Linked DNA regions of Homo sapiens: region 1 is linked to region 2. The links are chromatin loops, found by intact Hi-C in ENCODE. Cell type or tissue: PC-9. All regions are shown on one strand. Each heading gives the region's core, and the rest is flanking DNA. Links, peaks and the distances in the headings are about the cores only.

Region 1 (8,327 bases), core at 120-8,119, 66 kb before region 2:
ATACACCCTGGGCAACATAGACCCCATCTCTCTCTCTCTCTCTCTCTTTTTTTTTTTTTAATTTTTTTTAGACCGAGTCTCTCTCTGTCGCCCAGGCTGGAGTGCAGTGGTGTGATCTCGCCTCACTGCAAGTTCTGCCTCACTGCAAGCTCTGCCTCCTGGATTCATGCCATTCTCCTTCCTCAGCCTCCCAGCTACTTGGGACGCTGAGGCAGGAGAATCGCTTGAACCTGGGTGGTGGAGGTTGCAGTGAGTCAAGATCGTGCCATTGCACTCCAGCCTGGGCGACAGAGCCAGACTCTGTCTCAAAAATAAGTAAATAAATTAAGACAAATGAATAGGCATTCGTAAAAGGGGGACAGATCAGCTTCTGTCTTCAGTTCACGGTTATGGTGAGTGATTCCTGAGGACTGAATGATGAAGAATGGAGAACACAATCCTGGATTTCACCTAGGTATTGTGTCGTTGAGACTGTGTTCAACCGGAAATAAAGGAAAACTTAACAAAATTGGCTTCAACACATAGACATTTGTCTCTCAGAACCAGGAGTCTGGAGCTGGGTGGGCAGTAGCTGGCAGCGCAGTGGTCAGGGGTACCCTGGGGGACCTAGGCTCATTCCTGCTTACTATTCTGCCATCTTTAAACATATGGCTTTTGTCCTCATGGTTACACGGTGGTTGCTGTGCCTCCGAGCATCACATCCAAGGTCTGGGAGGAAGAAAAATGGACAAAAGGCTTTTCTTTAAATTCAGGAAGTACCCAGGCTTGGTGGCTCATGGCTATAATCCCAGCGCTTTGGGAGGCCAAAGTGGGAGGATCACTTGAACCCAGGAGTTTGAGACCAGCCTGGGCAACATAGTGAGACCTGTCTCTACAAAAAAATATTTAAAAAATTAGTCCCAACAGCCTTTGGGACCTGCCCTTCCTACACCTGTCTTCCTTTCCTAAGGGGGATTCGTTTCTGTCATTGGCCCCTCCATGCACCAGCAGTGACAGTATTTCTTCCCTTTGCAGACAGAAGTAAGCAAGAGCTTCCCACGCCACCACCTTATGTTTTTGTTGCTTCTCTTCTAGGGAGACCACTGTAATTTTAGCCATGACATCGAACTCCCAAAGAAGCGAGAACTGTGCAAGTTTTACATCACTGGATTTTGCGCCAGAGCTGAGAACTGCCCTTATATGCACGATATCCTTTAGTGCCAGCATCTGGTCTGAATGAGGGCGCAGAACTTCTCTGCTCCTTGATGGTGGTAGTAACAGCCAATCTTCCTTCTCTGTGCTTTCTCTCTGTGCCAAGAGCTTTCTGTGAGTCTCCATCTCATTTAACACTCACGTCCGCCCTCAGAGGGGTCTGTCTTTCCCATCCTTCCAGGGAGTAAACTGAGATGCACATGGAGCATGTTCTGTTTACATAGGCTCTCAAGACTGGCCCATACCATTGGCTGAGATTCTTCCAGGTGGTTTTATACCTTGGGTGAGTCATTTAACTTCCCTAGTCTGGTTGACCATCTGAGGACGCAGCCCCCAGCCAGTGTAGTGGGGCTGGAAGTGCCCTGCAGTCTGGAGTGCCGGGGTCTCTCCGTGGATTTCCTGCCAACCCACTGAGCAGCCCTTAGCACATCGCCTCACCTCTCTGGGCTCAGATTTCTTATCTCCAAAACAAAGGGAGCTGGATTCTGCCTTGGGTCTGTGGTGGGGGAGGGGGGCGTTCTGTGAGATGAAGCATTTACCTTAATTTGCCATGAACGTGATTTCCCGTGTAAGCTGTACCACACCACTGGGAACTGCATCAATGGTGACGACTGCATGTTTTCCCACGACCCTCTGACCGAAGAGACGAGGGAGCTCTTGGATAAGGTAATGTCCGGGGGTAACGGGGCCCCCGGCTACAGGAACTGGGACATGCGCACTCCATTGCCTCAGTGCTGTGGCCTGCCTGTCCAGCCTCTGCAGTGCCCAGTTTGGTTGATCTGGAATTGGGCCATTCTAAGGAGGACACGGGCACTGTGTCCTCTTCTGCAAGGAGTTGAGGTGGTCACATGTGTTGTCTTAGGCCAGGACAAGCTTTTGCTGTTTCCCCTGGGGCATGACCAAATGAAAGGAATGCTGCCTGATGGGCCTCCAAGCATGAATCGTGATCTCTTAGGTGTCATTTAGAGAGAGCTCACAATACACAAAGATACACGAATCACCTGTAACCCCAGCACTTTGGGAGGCCGAGGCAGGAGGATCAGTTGAGCTCAGGAGTTCAAGACCAGCCTAGGCATGTAGCAAGACGTTGTTTCTACTAAAAATAAATTAAAAAAAATTGGCTGGGCTGGGTGCAGTGGTTTATGCCTGTAATCCCAGCACTTTGGGAGGCCAAGGCAGGCAGATCAGTTGTACTTAGGGCAACATGGCAAAACCCCGTCTCTTAAAAAAAAAATACAAAAAACTTAACCGAGTGTGGTGGCTCACGCTTGTAATCTCAGCACTGTGGGAGTCTGAGGCGGGCAGATCACCTGAGGCCAGGTTCTCAAGACCTGCCTGGCCAACATGGCAAAACCTCATTGCTACTAAAAATATAAAAATTAGCTAGTTGTGGTGGCACATGCGTGTAGTCCCAGCTACTTAGGAGGCAGAGGTTGCAGTGAGCTGAGATCACACCACTGCATTCCATCCAGCCTGTGCAACAGAGTGAGACTGTGTCTCAAAAAAAAAAAAAAAATTAGCCAGGTATTGTGGCACATGCCTATGGTCCCAGCTACTCGAGAGGCTGAGGTGGGAGGATCTGTTGAGTCCAGGAGATTGAGGCTGCAGTGAGCCATGATCATGCCACTGCACTCCAGCCTGGGTAACAGAGCAAGACGCCATCTCCAAGAAAGACCACAAAAAACCAAAGATACACAAAGACGAGGCAAGGATTGTATTTTGGTGGAAAAGTCAAACGTTTCTTTGCAACTCTCAGGGCCCCCATTATGCATTAGAGAAAATAGAGGGAAGTTGGGGGTCTCTAAAGGGGAAGGCTCCCTTGGGGGAGGTGTCAGGGCTTCCCCACTAGCCAGGTGACATTTGAAACTCATCCTGGCATCAGTTGTCCTCCCTGAGGAGTCAGGCTGAGGACCTTGGGTTAGGGTTAAATACCCAAACATCAGTCCTGAGTTTCCTGATTCATCTGGGGAGTGAGTGGGTACGGGAACTGGTGCCCTTTCAAATGAAGCTTTCCTGCCTTCTAGTTCACAAGGAGGTTCTAGGAGATTGGCTATTTTTTTTGACAGTGGAAAGGATCAAGGCATCAGCACATCTGCCGGCTTCCAGAGTCCATCTGTCAGTGACTGTCTTGTTAACTGGTGGCAGGGGCACCCCTGTGAGGGGTGCAGGGGAAGCCCCATGCAAGCAGACGTAGGAGAATGTCCATTCCTCGTTGGCAGGGCGCCTGTAGGAAAAGGCAAGTCCCTCCGGGGAGCCTGCTGCCCTAGGGTTTTTTTGTTTTGTTTGTTTTTTGATACAGAGTCTCACTCTGTCACCCAGGCTGGAGTGCAGTGGCACAATCTCGGCTCCCTGCAACCTCTACCTCCTGGGTTCAAGCGTTTGTCCTGCCTCAGCCTCCCGAGTAGCTGGGACTACAGGCGCATGCCGCTGCGCCCAGCTATTTTCAGTAGAGACGGGGTTTCACCATGTTGGCCAGGTTGGTCTCGAACTACTGACCTTGTGATCCGCCCACCTTGGCCTCCCAAATCGCTGGGATTACAAGTGTGAGCCACAGCGCCTGGCATGCCCCAGGGTTATGTAATCAGTACATACCTAGGGTCTGAGCTGTTTGACAGGGGAAGCAGTGGCCAGTCAGGCCTCACGGCTCCTTGGGAGGACTCACTGATCTCTGACTGAGGACTGCCCCCTGCTGGAGGCTCCAGGTTTGTGCTTCAGGCCAGTGCTGCCCACAGGAGCACCACAGAATCACATCATTCATTTAAAATTTTCCAGTAGCCACATTAAAAAAAAAAAAAAAAGTAAAAAGAAACAGGTGAAATTACTTTTTTTTTCTTTTTTGAAGTGGCGTCTGGCCAGGCGCAGTGGCTCACTCCTGTAACCCCCCCACTGTGGGATGCCGAGGCAGACGGATCACCTGAGGTTGGGAATTCAAGACCAGCCTGACCAACATGGAGAAACCCCATCTCTACTAAAAATACAGAATTAGCCAGGCAAGGTGGTGCATACCTGTAATCCCAGCTACTCGAGAGGCTGAGGCAGGAGAATCGCTTGAACCCGGGAGGCGGTGGTTGCGGTGAGCTGAGATCGTGCCATTGCACTCCAGCCTGGGCAACAAGAGCGAGACTCTGTCTCAAAAAAAAAAAAATGGAAATGAAATGGAGTCTTGCTTTGTTGTCCAGGCTGGAGTGCAATGGCGCGATCTCTGCTCACCGCAACCTTCGCCTTCTGGGTTCAAGCGATTCTCCTGCCTCAGCCTCCACAGTAGCTGGGATTACAGGCGCCCACCACCACACCCGGCTAATTTTTGTTTGTTTGTTTTTGAGACGGAGTTTCACTCTTTCGCCCAGGCTGAAGTGCAATGGCACCATCTCGGCTCACTGCAACCTCTGCCTTCCAGGTTCAAGTGATTTCCTGTTTCAGCCTCCTGAGTAGCTGGGATTACAGGTGCCAGCCACCATGCCCAGCTGAGTTTTGTATTTTTAGTAGAGACAGGGTTTCACCCTGTTGGCCAGGCTGGTCTCAAATTCGTGATTAGTTTTGTATTCTTAGTAGAGACAGGGTTTCACCATGTTGGCCAGGCTGGTCTCGAATTCCTGATCCACCCACCTCGACAGGTGATCCACCCGCCCCGGCCTCCCAAAGTGCTGGGGTTACAGGTGTGCACCAATGCGCCTGGCTAATTTTTTGTTTTTTTTGAAACGGAGTCTCGCTCTGTTGCCAGGCTGGAGTGCAGTGGGCGTGGTCTCGGCTCACTGCAACCTCCGCCTCCTGGGTTCAAGCGATTCTCCTGCCTTGGCCTCCCAAAGTGCCGGGATTACAGGTGTGAGCCACCATGCCCGTCCGTGCCTGGCTAATTTTTGTATTTTTAGTAGAGATGAGGTTTTATCATGTTGGCCAGGCTGGTTTCAAACTCCTGACCTGAAATAAGCCACCTACCTCGTGAAATTAATTTTAACAATATATCTCATTTATCGCCAAACATAATTTTAGGAAATAATAAAAAATAATGAAAAAAATAGAGATAGTTTAGGGGGGCTTTTTGTATGTAGTTTCAACGGCTGGAAAAAAAATTTTTTAAGTGGCATTGGGATTATATTTGATCTCCCTTGGCTTCATGGAAGTGGGCACCTGTGAAGCCAACAGAGATTAAGTATAATGGTACTTGAGTCCGTTAAAAGTAAATTCTGTAGAGAGCAATATTTTCTGAAAGCAAAACTTGATGTTTGCAAAACTTAGAGGGTTGTAGATTTCTGCTTTGGAGTATGCACACAGACCTTTTTCCTGAAAATCCATACCTTCTTTTTTTTTTTTTTTTTTGTTTGAGACGGAGTTTTGCTCTTGTTGCCCAGGCTGGAGCACAGTGGCGCGATCTTGGCTCACCACGACCTCCGCCTCCCAGGTTCAAGCGATTCTCCTGCCTCAGCCTCCTGAGTAGCTGAGATTACAGGCATGTGCCATCACGCCCGGCTCATTTTTTGTGTTTTTAGTAGGGACGGGGTTTCTCCACGTTTGTCAGGCTGGTCTCGAACTCCCAACCTCAGGTGATCCACGCCCGCCTTGGCCTCCCACAGTGCTGGGATAACGGGCGTGAGCCACCATGCCTAGCTGAGAATCCATACCTTCTAAATTTATCTGAGTGCTTTAAGCAGTTCTTAGCATTTTATCTATGTTTTTGTGTGTCCTCTTTGGTACCAGTTTTTTTTTTTTTTTAAGACGGAGTTTCACTCTTGTTGCCAAGGCTGGAGTGCAATGATGCGATCTCGGCTCACTGCAACCTCCGCCTCCTGGGTTCAAGTGATTCTCCTGTCTCAGCCTCCTGAATAGATGGGATTACAGGTGCCTGACACACGCCTGGCTAATTTTTGTATTTTTAGTAGAGACAGGGTTTCACCATGTTAGCCAGGCTGGTCTCGAACACCTGACCTCAGGTGATCCACCCGCAGGCCTCCCAAAGTGCTGGGATTACAGGCATGAACCACCGCACCTGATATATAGTTCTGTGAGTTGTTTTTTTTTTCCAAGACGGAATCTCGCTCTGTCGTCCAGGCTGGAGTGCAGTAGTGCAGTGTTGGCTCACTGCAACCTCCGCCTCCCAGGTTCAAGCAGTTCTCTGCCTCTTGAGTAGCTGGGATTACAGAGGCCCGCCACCACATCCAGCTAATGTTTTTTTGAAAAAATTTTTTTTTGAGACGGAGTCTTGCTCTGTCACCCAGGCTGGAGTGCAGTGGTGCAACCTTGGCTCACTGTAGTTTCCGCCTCCCAGGTTCAAGCGATTCTCCTGCCTCAGCCTCCTGAGTAGCTGGGATTACAGGTGTGTGCCACCACGCCCGGCTAATTTTTATATATTTAGTAGAGACAGGGTTTCACCATGTTGATCAGGCTGGTCTCGAACTCCTGACCTCGTGATCTGCTCGGCTCTGCCTTCCAAAGTGCTGGGATTACAGGTGTGAGCCACTGCGCCCGGCCAGCTAATATTTTTGTATTTTTAGTAGAGATAAGGTTTCACCATCTTGGTCAGGCTGGTCTTGAACTCCTGACCTCGTAATCCACCTACCTCGTCCTCCCAAAGTGCTGGGATTACAGGCGTGAGCCACTGCGCTTGGCCTGGTTCTATGAGTTTTGACAAACACATTGAGTCATGTCACCACCCCACAAGATGGATCTAGGAAACCCATTCCATCACCCCAGAAACTCTGCTGTGTCCTTTATAGTAAATGCCACCCCACATCTCCAGTGCCTGGCAACCGTGGATCAGGGTCTGTCTTTTGGTTTTGCTTTTTCAAGCAAATCATATAAATAGAATTATGGGGTAAACAGGCTTTAAGAGTGTGAGTGTGTGTGTGTGTGTGTGTGCGCGCGCGCGCACGCGTGCATGTGTTGAGTCTGGCTTCTTGCACTTGGCATGAAGCCTTTGAGGTTCACCCGTTGTTGCAAGTAACAGTTCATTACCATTTGTTGCTGTGTAGTGTCCCACTGAGCGGATGATCTGTGTTTGTTTATCCAGTCATCCGTTGAAGGACATTTGAGTTGTTTCCAGTTCGAGGCAACAGCGTTGGTGACCAGTGGCCTGGAGCTTATTCACATGGCCTAATGGGGCTCAGCCCACATGCCTCTGCACCTCTACAAGTGTTACTTATTGCTTGCAGAAGGTGACTGACTGTTGGAAACTGTGATCACTGATAGTCTGTCCTGGCTAGAGAGGTTTTGGCACCTAGCGGGGTGCTAGTTGTCTCAGCTGGTGTCTTTGCTGGTGGAGGGGCCAGGGACAGAGGTGCCCTCCACAGGGTCTGTGCTGGCAGGACCGATGGGCAGTTTGGGTTGACTCCGCAGTTGACTCCATGGTGGAGTCAACCATTCAGGGCCTGAGCTCCTTTCTCCTCTGCACTGGACCCAGCCTCTGGATTCCAGGGAATGCATTGGTTTGTGTTCCTTGCTTAGTCGTTCACTCAATAAATCTCTGTGCCTTGTTTGTGCCAGGCACTGGGGGTGCTGAGGAGGCAGGGTTAGGTCCTTGGGCGGATGCTGATGACACATGGGGAGTGTGAGTGTGTGTGTGTATGTGTGTGTGCGCACACACACGTGGGGATCAGGCCGTGAAGAATAAGTGTGGGAGCCCAGGACTCTAGCTGGGCTCTATTCAGGAGGCAGACATTCAAGAGGCTTTGTGAGGAGGTGACACTGGCGGCCCCAGGATGTGCGGCAGTGGGGACTGAAGAGGAGGAGGAGGAGGGAGATGCAGGGTGGCAGCTGCAGCGCAAGCCATGGCCCCACACACAGTTGAGGAAGGGCCCTTGGGCCAGGAGGAAGTGAGCCCGTGGCAGTGTTGAAAGCAGCTGGCGCAAGGCTCTGGGCCCTCCCAGCAAGGCTCATCTCAGGTGGTGGTGCCCACGCTCAAAGGGCAGAATGCGGGTTCTGCCTCCACGGGTCCCCCTGTGCTGCTGGTTCACACGCTGACCACCCCTGGAATATCAGGGTTCAGAAGGACAGAGGGGTTCCACCGCGTCGTTTTCCACACCTCCTCCATGAAGCCACATTCTTATTGGACCCTGGGGTTCCAGGGTCCAGATACCATTGCTAATGGCTAGGAGAAGGGAAAACTGCGAATGCACAACCCCCACCAGGGGGTCCTGTTTCTG
Region 2 (8,327 bases), core at 289-8,288:
TGGGGTTTCACCATGTTGGTCAGGCTGGTCTCAAACTCCTGACCTCATTGTGACCTGCCCGCCTCAGCCTCCCAAAGTGCTGGGATTACAGGCGTGAGCCACCATGCCTGGCCTACACATGGATTTTGTGAGGTTAAGAGTAATTGGTGGTGTTGAAACCTCAGCTCTGCCATTTACTGCTGTATGACTCTGGGCAAGTAACTTCACCTCTCTGGGCCTTCGTTTTCTCCCTTGTAGAATGAGGATATTTTAATTCTAGTACCCACCTCATAGCATCATAGTGAAGATAAAATAAGTTTATTTTAGAAGGTCTCAATGTGACCTGAGAACTGGTCTCTTCGGTGTGCTGGGTCAAATTTTCATACCGAGACATTTTCTGCCTTTTTCACTTCATTCTGTTGTCTGGTGGAGATTTCCAGATGCTGTGTGATGTGTGATATCACAACAGACCAAATGCAGAAGCAGCCGTGAGGCCCAGCCATCTTCTTCTTACTGTTATTCCTTCCTTCCTTCCCTTCTTTCTTTCTTTCTTTTTCTTTCTCTTTCTTTCTTTCTTTCTTTCTTTCTTTCTTTCTTTCTTTCTTTCTTTCTTTCTTTCTCTCTCTCTTTCCTTTTCTTTTCTTTTCTTTCTTTCTTTTTCTTTCTTTTTTTTTTGAGGTCTTGCTATGTTGCCCAGGCTTGTCTTGAACTCTTGGCCTCAAGCAGTCTTCCCACCTCAGCCTCCCAAAGTGCTGGGATCACAGGCGTAAGCACAGTGCCCAGCCCAAGGTCCAGCCATCTTCTATAAAAGCTGGACGTTAAAGAGATTTGCAAAAATGTAAAAGAATGCCACTCCCTTCACTAACTTTTTTTTTAATTGGAAAATATATTTTTCATAAAATATTTATGTTGGCCTGTAATGGGCTTATAATTATTATTTTAATTTTAATTTAATTTAATTTAATTTAATTTTTCGAGACAGAGTCTTACTCTGTTGCCTAGGCTGGAGCGCAGTGGCACGATCTCGGCTCACTGCAACCTCTGCCTCCAGGGTTCAAGTGATTCTCCTGCCTCAGCCTCTCGAGCAGTTGAGATTACAGGCATGCACCACCATGCCCGGCTAATTTTTGTATTTTTAGTAGAGACGGGTTTTCACCATGTTAGTCAGGCTGGTCTCAAACTCCTGACCTCATGATCTGTCTGCCTCAGCCTCCCAAAGTGCTAGGATTACAGACTGACTGATTCTCTTTCACAGCCTCAGAAAGAGGCTGGGCACGGTGGCTCAAGCCTGTAATCCCAGCAGCTTGGGAGGCCAAGGTGGGCGGATCACTTGAGGTCAAGAATTCAAGACCAGCCTCGCCAATACTGGGAAACACTGTCTCTCCTAAAAATACAAAAATTAGCCAGGCGTGGTGGCTCACACCTGTAATCTCAGCTACTCAGGAGGCTGAGGCAGGAGAATTGCTTGAACCTGGGAGGTGGAGGTTGTAGTGAGCCGAGATTAAATCACTGCACTCCAGCCTGGGCAGCAGAGTGAGACTCCATCTCAAATTAAAAAAAAAAAAAAAAAAAAAAGCAACCAGCCCTGCCGACACCCTGATTGATCTCGGACTTCCAGCCTCTGGCAACTGCGAGAGAAGACACTTCTGTTGTTTCAAGCCGCCCAGTTTGCGGTCCTTGGTTTTGGCAGTCCCAGCAAACTAATACCGGGGAATGGAGAGTGACTGCTAATGGCTGCATGCTTGCTTTTTGGGTGATGAAAATGTTCTAAAATGGACTGTGGTGATGGTTGCGCGTCTGTGAATACACTAAAAAACCCCTAACTCTGCTAAACACAACTTTAAACGTGTAAAATGTATGGCGTGGGAACAATCTCAATAGAGTGCTTATTCACAGATAAATAATAGGAAAACAAGCCCCAAGGCATTCCTCGTGGAGTTGCTGTCAGCATTCAATGAATTCATTCAACAAATATTTATCGGCCAGGTATGGTGGCTCACACCTGTAATTCCAGCACTTTGGGAGGCCGAGGCGGGCAGATCACCTGAGGTCGGGAGTTCGAGACCAGCCTGACCAACATGGAGAAACCCCATCTCTACTAAAAATACAAAATTAACCAGGTGTGGTGGCTCATGCCTGTAATCCCAGGTACTTGGGAGGCTGAGGCAGGAGAATTGCTTGAACCCAGGAGCGGAGGTTGCGGTGAGCCTGAGCTGAGATGGTGCCATTGCACTCCAGTCTGGGGCAACAAGAGCAAAACTCCGTCTCAAACAAAACAAAACAAAACAAAACAAAAAAACAAAAAACCAGCCTGGCCAACATGGCAAAACCCCATCTCTACTAAAAATACAAAAATTAGCTGGACATGGTGCCACACATTTGTAATCCCAGCTACTTGGGAGGCTGAGGCAGAAGAATCGCTTGAACCCCAGAGACAGAGGTTGCAGTGAGCCGAGATCGCGCCACTGCACTCCAGCCTGGGCAACAGAGCCAGACTCTTGTCTCAAAAAAAAAAAAAAAAAGAAGGTTGGGTGTGGTGGCTCATGCTTGTAATCCCAGCACTTTGGGAGGCTGAGGCAGGCGGATCATGAGGTCAGGAGATCGAGACCATCCTGGCTAACACGGTGAAACCCCGTCTCTACTTAAAATACAAAAAAATTAGCCGGGCATGTGCCTGTAGTCCCAGCTACTCGGGAGGCTGAGGCAGGAGAATGGCGTGAACCTGGGAGGCAGAGCTTGCAGTGAGCTGAGATTAGGCCACTGCACTCCAGCCTGGGCAACAGAGCAAGACTCCATCTCAAAAAAAAAAAAAAAAAAAAAAAAGAAGAAAAGGGCTGGGTGAGGGGTGAGGTGGTGCATGCCTGTAGTCCGAACACTTTGGAGGCCAAGGAGGGAGGATTACTTGAGCCCAGGAGATCGAGACCAGCCTGGGCAGCATGGTGAAACCCTCTCTACAAAAAAATACAAAAATTAGCTGAGTGTGGTGGTGCACCCCTGTAGTCCCAGCTACTCAGGAGGCTGAGGCAGGAGGGTCCCTTGATCCCAGGAGATTGAGGCTGCAGTGAGCTGTGATTGTGCCACTGAACTCCAGCCCTGGGAGACAGAGCAACACCCTGTCTCAAAAACAAAACACAAGCCTGGTGCAGTGGCTCACGCCTGTAATCCCAGCACTTTGGGAGGCTGAGGCGGGTGGATCACTTGAGGTCAGGAGTTCAAGACCAGCCTAGTCAACATGGTGAAACCTGTCTCTACTAAAAAAATTACAGAAATTAGCCAGGCATGGTGGCGGGCGCCTGTAATCCCAGATCTCAGGAGGCTGAGGCTGGAGGATCGCTTGAACCCGGGAGGCAGAGGTTGCAGTGAGCCAAAATCATACCACTGCACTCCACCCTGGGTGACAGAGCAAGACTCAGTCTCAGAAAAAAAAAAGAAAAAGAAAAAGAAAAAGAAAAAGAAAATTGATGGTGAAAAGCGATTAAAACAAGGCCTGCTATCTCGTAAGGGTCCAATGATTGTTAGCTTTTATTAATTTAATATTACTTGTATTTTTTTTTTTTTATGCAGGGTCTCACTCTTTCACCGAGGCTGGAGTGCAGTGATGTGATTACGGCTCACTGCAGCCTCTACCTCCCGGACTCAGGTGATCCTCCCATGTCAGCCTCCTAAGTAGCTGGGACCACAGGTATGCGCCACCACTCCTGATTAACTTTTTGTATGTTTTGTAGAGATGGGGTCTTGCTCTGTCTCCCAGACTGGAGTGCGTAGCACAATCGTCGCTCACTGCAGACTCGAACTCCTGGCCTCGAGCAATCCTCCCACCTCAGCCTCCCAAAGCACTAGGATTACAGGTGTGAGCCTCCGTGCCCGGCCAATATTATTTGTTTTGCTAACATTTATGTTAATTGCATGCTCTTCAGGCCCACCTGGGAGGCAGGTTGGCTGTGAGCTTGCATGTCCTGAATCTCTACTTTCTTCCCCTCCTCTCAGCTCCTGCAAATCGGACCCAGTCTTGTCTCCCCAGTGCCCTCAGGACACACTGAGTTTCTCACCCGGCTCTGCAAGGCCCTGAGTGGCCTGTGACTGAATGGTGGAATAAATGGGTGGATGGATGCAGTGACAGAAACAGTAGCTCATTCCCCTGCTTCTCGGCCAGCTCCTGGGACACTTCGCTTCCAGCCCCATTTCTCAGAACCCGCCTCCTCCTCAGTCCCTGCTGCTTCTCCTTCTAATCCGGCCTTACTTCCTAAAAAGCCGCCATCCGGGCTTTCTACTCTTCCCGGGATGGCCATGGCTGGGCAGGGCGGCGCTCTGCTGACCCCTGGTGGCCGCGCGGAGTAACACAGCTCATTCTCCACCAGGGCAGTTGGCCTGGAGCCCTGGAGCGAATGCTGGGTGCTGGCTGCGGCTTGGGAGGCACAGCTCCCGCCCTCGTAGGTTTCACAGGAAAGTGGGGAAGACAAAGGATAATCAGATACTCACACTGTCGTATGCGGCAACCCTGGCGTCATCTGCACCTTCTCTCTGCCCCAGTCTCATGCCATCTTCAACAAATTCTGTAGCCTTGACCTTCAAGATACCTGGAATTCCCTGTTCTTTCCACTATCACCGTCCTTCTCTGGTCTAATCCGCCACCGTTTCACTCCTGGACTATCGTAGTTACCTCCTTGCTGGACTCCCAGAATCCAGGCTCAGTCTTAACTGATTTCTCCTTTAGCCTCAGGCTCCAATGTGACTCACTTGACACTCTTACTGATTCGTCTTTATTTAAAATATTGATAGTTTGTTCATCATGGATTTGGTTTTTTTGCACTAATTTTGATTTTTTAAACAAGTCTCTTTTTTTGAGATGGAGTTTCGCTCTTGTTGTCCAGGCTGGAGTGCAATGGTGCCATCTCGGCTCACGACAACCTCCGCCTCCTGGGTTCAAGCCATTCTCCTGCCCCAGTCTCCCGAGTAGCTGGGATTACAGGCATGCGCCACCACACCCGGCTAATTTTGTATTTTTAGTAGAGACGGGGTTTCTCCATGTTGGTCAGGCTGCTGTGGAACTCCTGACCTCAGGCGATCCACTCACCTCGGCCTCCCAAAATGCTAGGATTGTAGGCATAAGCCACCACGCCTGGCCCAAAAGACTTTTATTTATTTATTTTGAGATGGGGTCTCACTCTGTCACCCATGCTGGAGTGCAGTGGCAGAATCTTGTCTTAATGCAGCCTCAACCTCCTGCGATCTTCCCACGTCGACCTCCTGAGTAGCTGGGACTACAGGCATGTGCTGCCATGCCCAGCTAATTTTTTTTTTTTCTTCGAGAGGGAGTTTCCCTCTTGTTGCTGAGGCTGGAGTGCAATGGTACAATCTTGGCTCACTGCAACCTCTGCCTCCTGGGTTCAAGCGATTCTTCTCTCTCAGCTTCCCGAGTAGCTGGGATTACAGGCATGTACCACCATGCCTGGCTAATTTTGTATTTTTAGTAGAGACAGGGTTTCACCATGTTGGTCAGGCTGGTCTTGAACTGACCTCAGGTGATACGCCTGCCTCGGCCTCCCAAAGTTCTGGGATTACAGGTGTGAGCTGCCGCGCCTGGCTTTTTTTTTTTTTTTGAGATGGAGTCTTGCTCTGTCGCCCAGGCTGGAGTGTAGTGGCATGATCTCGGCTCACTGCACCCTCCACCTCTCAGGTTCAAGCGATTCTCCTGCCTCAGCTGCCTGAGTAGCTGGAACTACAGGCATGCGCCACCACACCCAGCTAATTTTTCTATTTTAAATCGAGACGGGGTTTTGCCATGTTGGCCAGGCTGCTCTCGAACTCCTGAACTCAGGTGATCCACCCGCCTCAGCCTCCCAGAAATGCTTGGATTACAGGTGTAAGCCACCTCGCCTGGCCTGCTCAGCTAATTTTTAAAGAATTTTTTTGTAGAGTCGGAGTCTCACTCTATTGCCCAGGCTGGTCTCAGACTGCTGGGCTCAAGTGATCCTCCCATCTTGAACTCCAAAGTGCTGGGATTACAGGCATGAGCCAGTGCACCCAACCAAGACAAACAATTTTTTTGGTTTGTTTTGTATTGTTTTTTTTTTTGAGATGGAGTCTTGCTCTGTCACCCAGGCTGGAGTGCAGTGGCGTGATCTCAGCTCACTGCAACCTCCACCTCCCGGGTTCAAGTAATTCTCCTGCCTCAGCCTCCCGAGTAGCTGGGACTACAGGCGCACACCACTACGCCCAGCTAATTTTTGTATTTTTAGTACAGACGGGGTTTCACCATGTTGGCCAGGATGGTCTTGATCTCTTGACCTTGTGATCCGCCTGCCTAGGCTTCCCAAAGTGCTGGGATTACAGGCATGAGCCACCACGCGTGGCTGACATTTTTTTTTTAGAGCAGTATTAGGCTAACAGCAACTTTGCTTTTTGAAAACATTGTGCTGAAATATTTTTATGTTGATGACTGAAGTCTCTTTCGTGTTCTGTTAAGTTTTGCAACTGAGGCAAGTGCTCCCAACAACTGAATCCTCGTTAACTCCTCGGTCCTGCCTAAATAATGGCCACATTCATTTGTTTACTGTGTTCCTTCCACTAGGATGTCAGCTCCGGGCAGGGATTTGTTTAATGTCTGTGTGCCCCAGCCTGAATGAATAACACACCGAGAAAAGTACTTTTTTTTTCTTTCTTTTTTTTAGACAGGGTCTGGCTCTGTTGCCCAGGCTGGAGTGCAGTGGTACGATCTTGGCTCACTGCAACCTTGAACTTCCTGAGTTCAAGTGATCCTCCCACCTCAGCCTCCCGAGTAGCTGGGATTACAGGCATGCGCCACCACGCCTGGCTAATTTTGTATTTTTTTTTTTTAATTTATTTATTTTTTATTGATAATTCTCGGGTGTTTCTCACAGAGGGGGATTTGGCAGGGTCATAGGACAATAGTGGAGGGAAGGTCAGCAGATAAACAAGTGAACAAAGGTCTCTGGTTTTCCTAGGCAGAGGACCCTGCGGCCTTCCGCAGTGTTTGTGTCCCTGGGTACTTGAGATTAGGGAGTGGTGATGACTCTTAACGAGCATGCTGCCTTCAAGCATCTGTTTAACAAAGCACATCTTGCACCGCCCTTAATCCATTTAACCCTGAGTGGACACAGCAGATGTTTCAGAGAGCACAGGGTTGGGGGTAAGGTCACAGATCAACAGGATCCCACAGCAGAAGAAGTTTTCTTAGTACAAAACAAAATGAAAAGTCTCCCATGTCTACTTCTTTCTACACAGACACGGCAACCATCCGATTTCTCAATCTTTTCCCCACCTTTCCCGCCTTTCTATTCCACAAAACCGCCATTGTCATCCTGGCCCGTTCTCAATGAGCTGTTGGGCACACCTCCCAGACAGGGTGGTGGCCGGGCAGAGGGGCTCCTCACTTCCCAGTAGGGGCGGCCGGGCAGAGGCGCCCCTCACCTCCCGGACGGGGCGGCTGGCCGGGCGGGGTGCTGACCCCCCCACCTCCCTCCCGGACGGGGTGGCTGCCGGGCGGAGACGCTCCTCACTTCCCAGACTGGGTGGCTGTCGGGCGGAGAGGCTCCTCACTTCTCAGACGGGGCGGCTGCCGGGCGGAGGGGCTCCTCACTTCTCAGACGGGGCGGCCGGGCAGAGATGCTCCTCACCTCCCAGACCGGGTCGCAGCCGGGCAGAGGTGCTCCTCACATCCCAGACGGGGCGGCGGGGCAGAGGCGCTCCCCACATCTCAGACGATGGGCGGCCGGGCAGAGACGCTCCTCACTTCCTAGATGTGATGGCGGCCGGGAAGAGGTGCTCCTCACTTCCTAGGTGGGATGGCGGCCGGGCGGAGACGCTCCTCACTTTCCAGACTGGGCAGCCAGGCAGAGGGGCTCCTCACATCCCAGACGATGGGCGGCCAGGCAGAGACGCTCCTCACTTCCCAGACGGGGTGGCAGCCGGGCAGAGGCTGCAATCTCGGCACTTTGGGAGGCCAAGGCAGGCGGCTGGGAGGTGGAGGCTGTAGCGAGCCGAGATCACGCCACTGCACTCCAGCCTGGGCACCATTGAGCACTGAGTGAATGAGACTCCGTCTGCAATCCCGGCACCTTGGGAGGCCGAGGCTGGCGGATCACTTGCGGTTAGGGGCTGGAGACCGGCCCGGCCAACACAGCGAAACCCCGTCTCCACCAAAACCAGTCAGGCGTGGCGGCGCGAGCCTGCAATCGCAGGCACTCCGCAGGCTGAGTCAGGAGAATCAGGCAGGGAGGTTGCAGTGAGCTGAGATGGCAGCAGTACTGTCCAGCTTCGGCTCGGCATCAGAGGGAGACCGTGGAAAGAGAGGGAGAGGGAGACCGTGGGGAGAGGGAGAGGGAGAC

Evidence for each region. Hi-C counts contacts between places; a loop is a spot of excess contacts. Peaks named below come from ENCODE experiments on the same cell type or tissue, not always from the same donor. Only the 100,000 strongest peaks of a DNase experiment are listed, where the experiment ranks them.
Region 1: it touches region 2 in a loop (10-fold over the local background); 11 of 110 quality-filtered maps call a loop at or near these places.

Annotation. Positions count from the first base shown.
Region 1 is chr19:47,075,043-47,083,369 of GRCh38, reverse strand. ZC3H4 (zinc finger CCCH-type containing 4) reads left to right here. Exons shown (of 15, transcript NM_015168.2): 10 at 1,075-1,186; 11 at 1,748-1,857. Among named protein-coding and RNA genes, the nearest start is that of TMEM160, 31 kb to the right of the region's middle. In PC-9, for the core only: CTCF peaks have their summits at 3,687 and 3,888 (motif pointing left); a DNase peak (open chromatin) is centred at 3,799; H3K27ac peaks cover 451 bases.
Region 2 is chr19:47,009,114-47,017,440 of GRCh38, reverse strand. No RefSeq gene overlaps it. Among named protein-coding and RNA genes, the nearest start is that of NPAS1, 6.6 kb to the left of the region's middle. RefSeq lists a silencer at 5,827-6,040. In PC-9, for the core only: CTCF peaks have their summits at 4,087 and 4,290 (motif pointing left); a DNase peak (open chromatin) is centred at 4,300; H3K4me3 peaks cover 568 bases.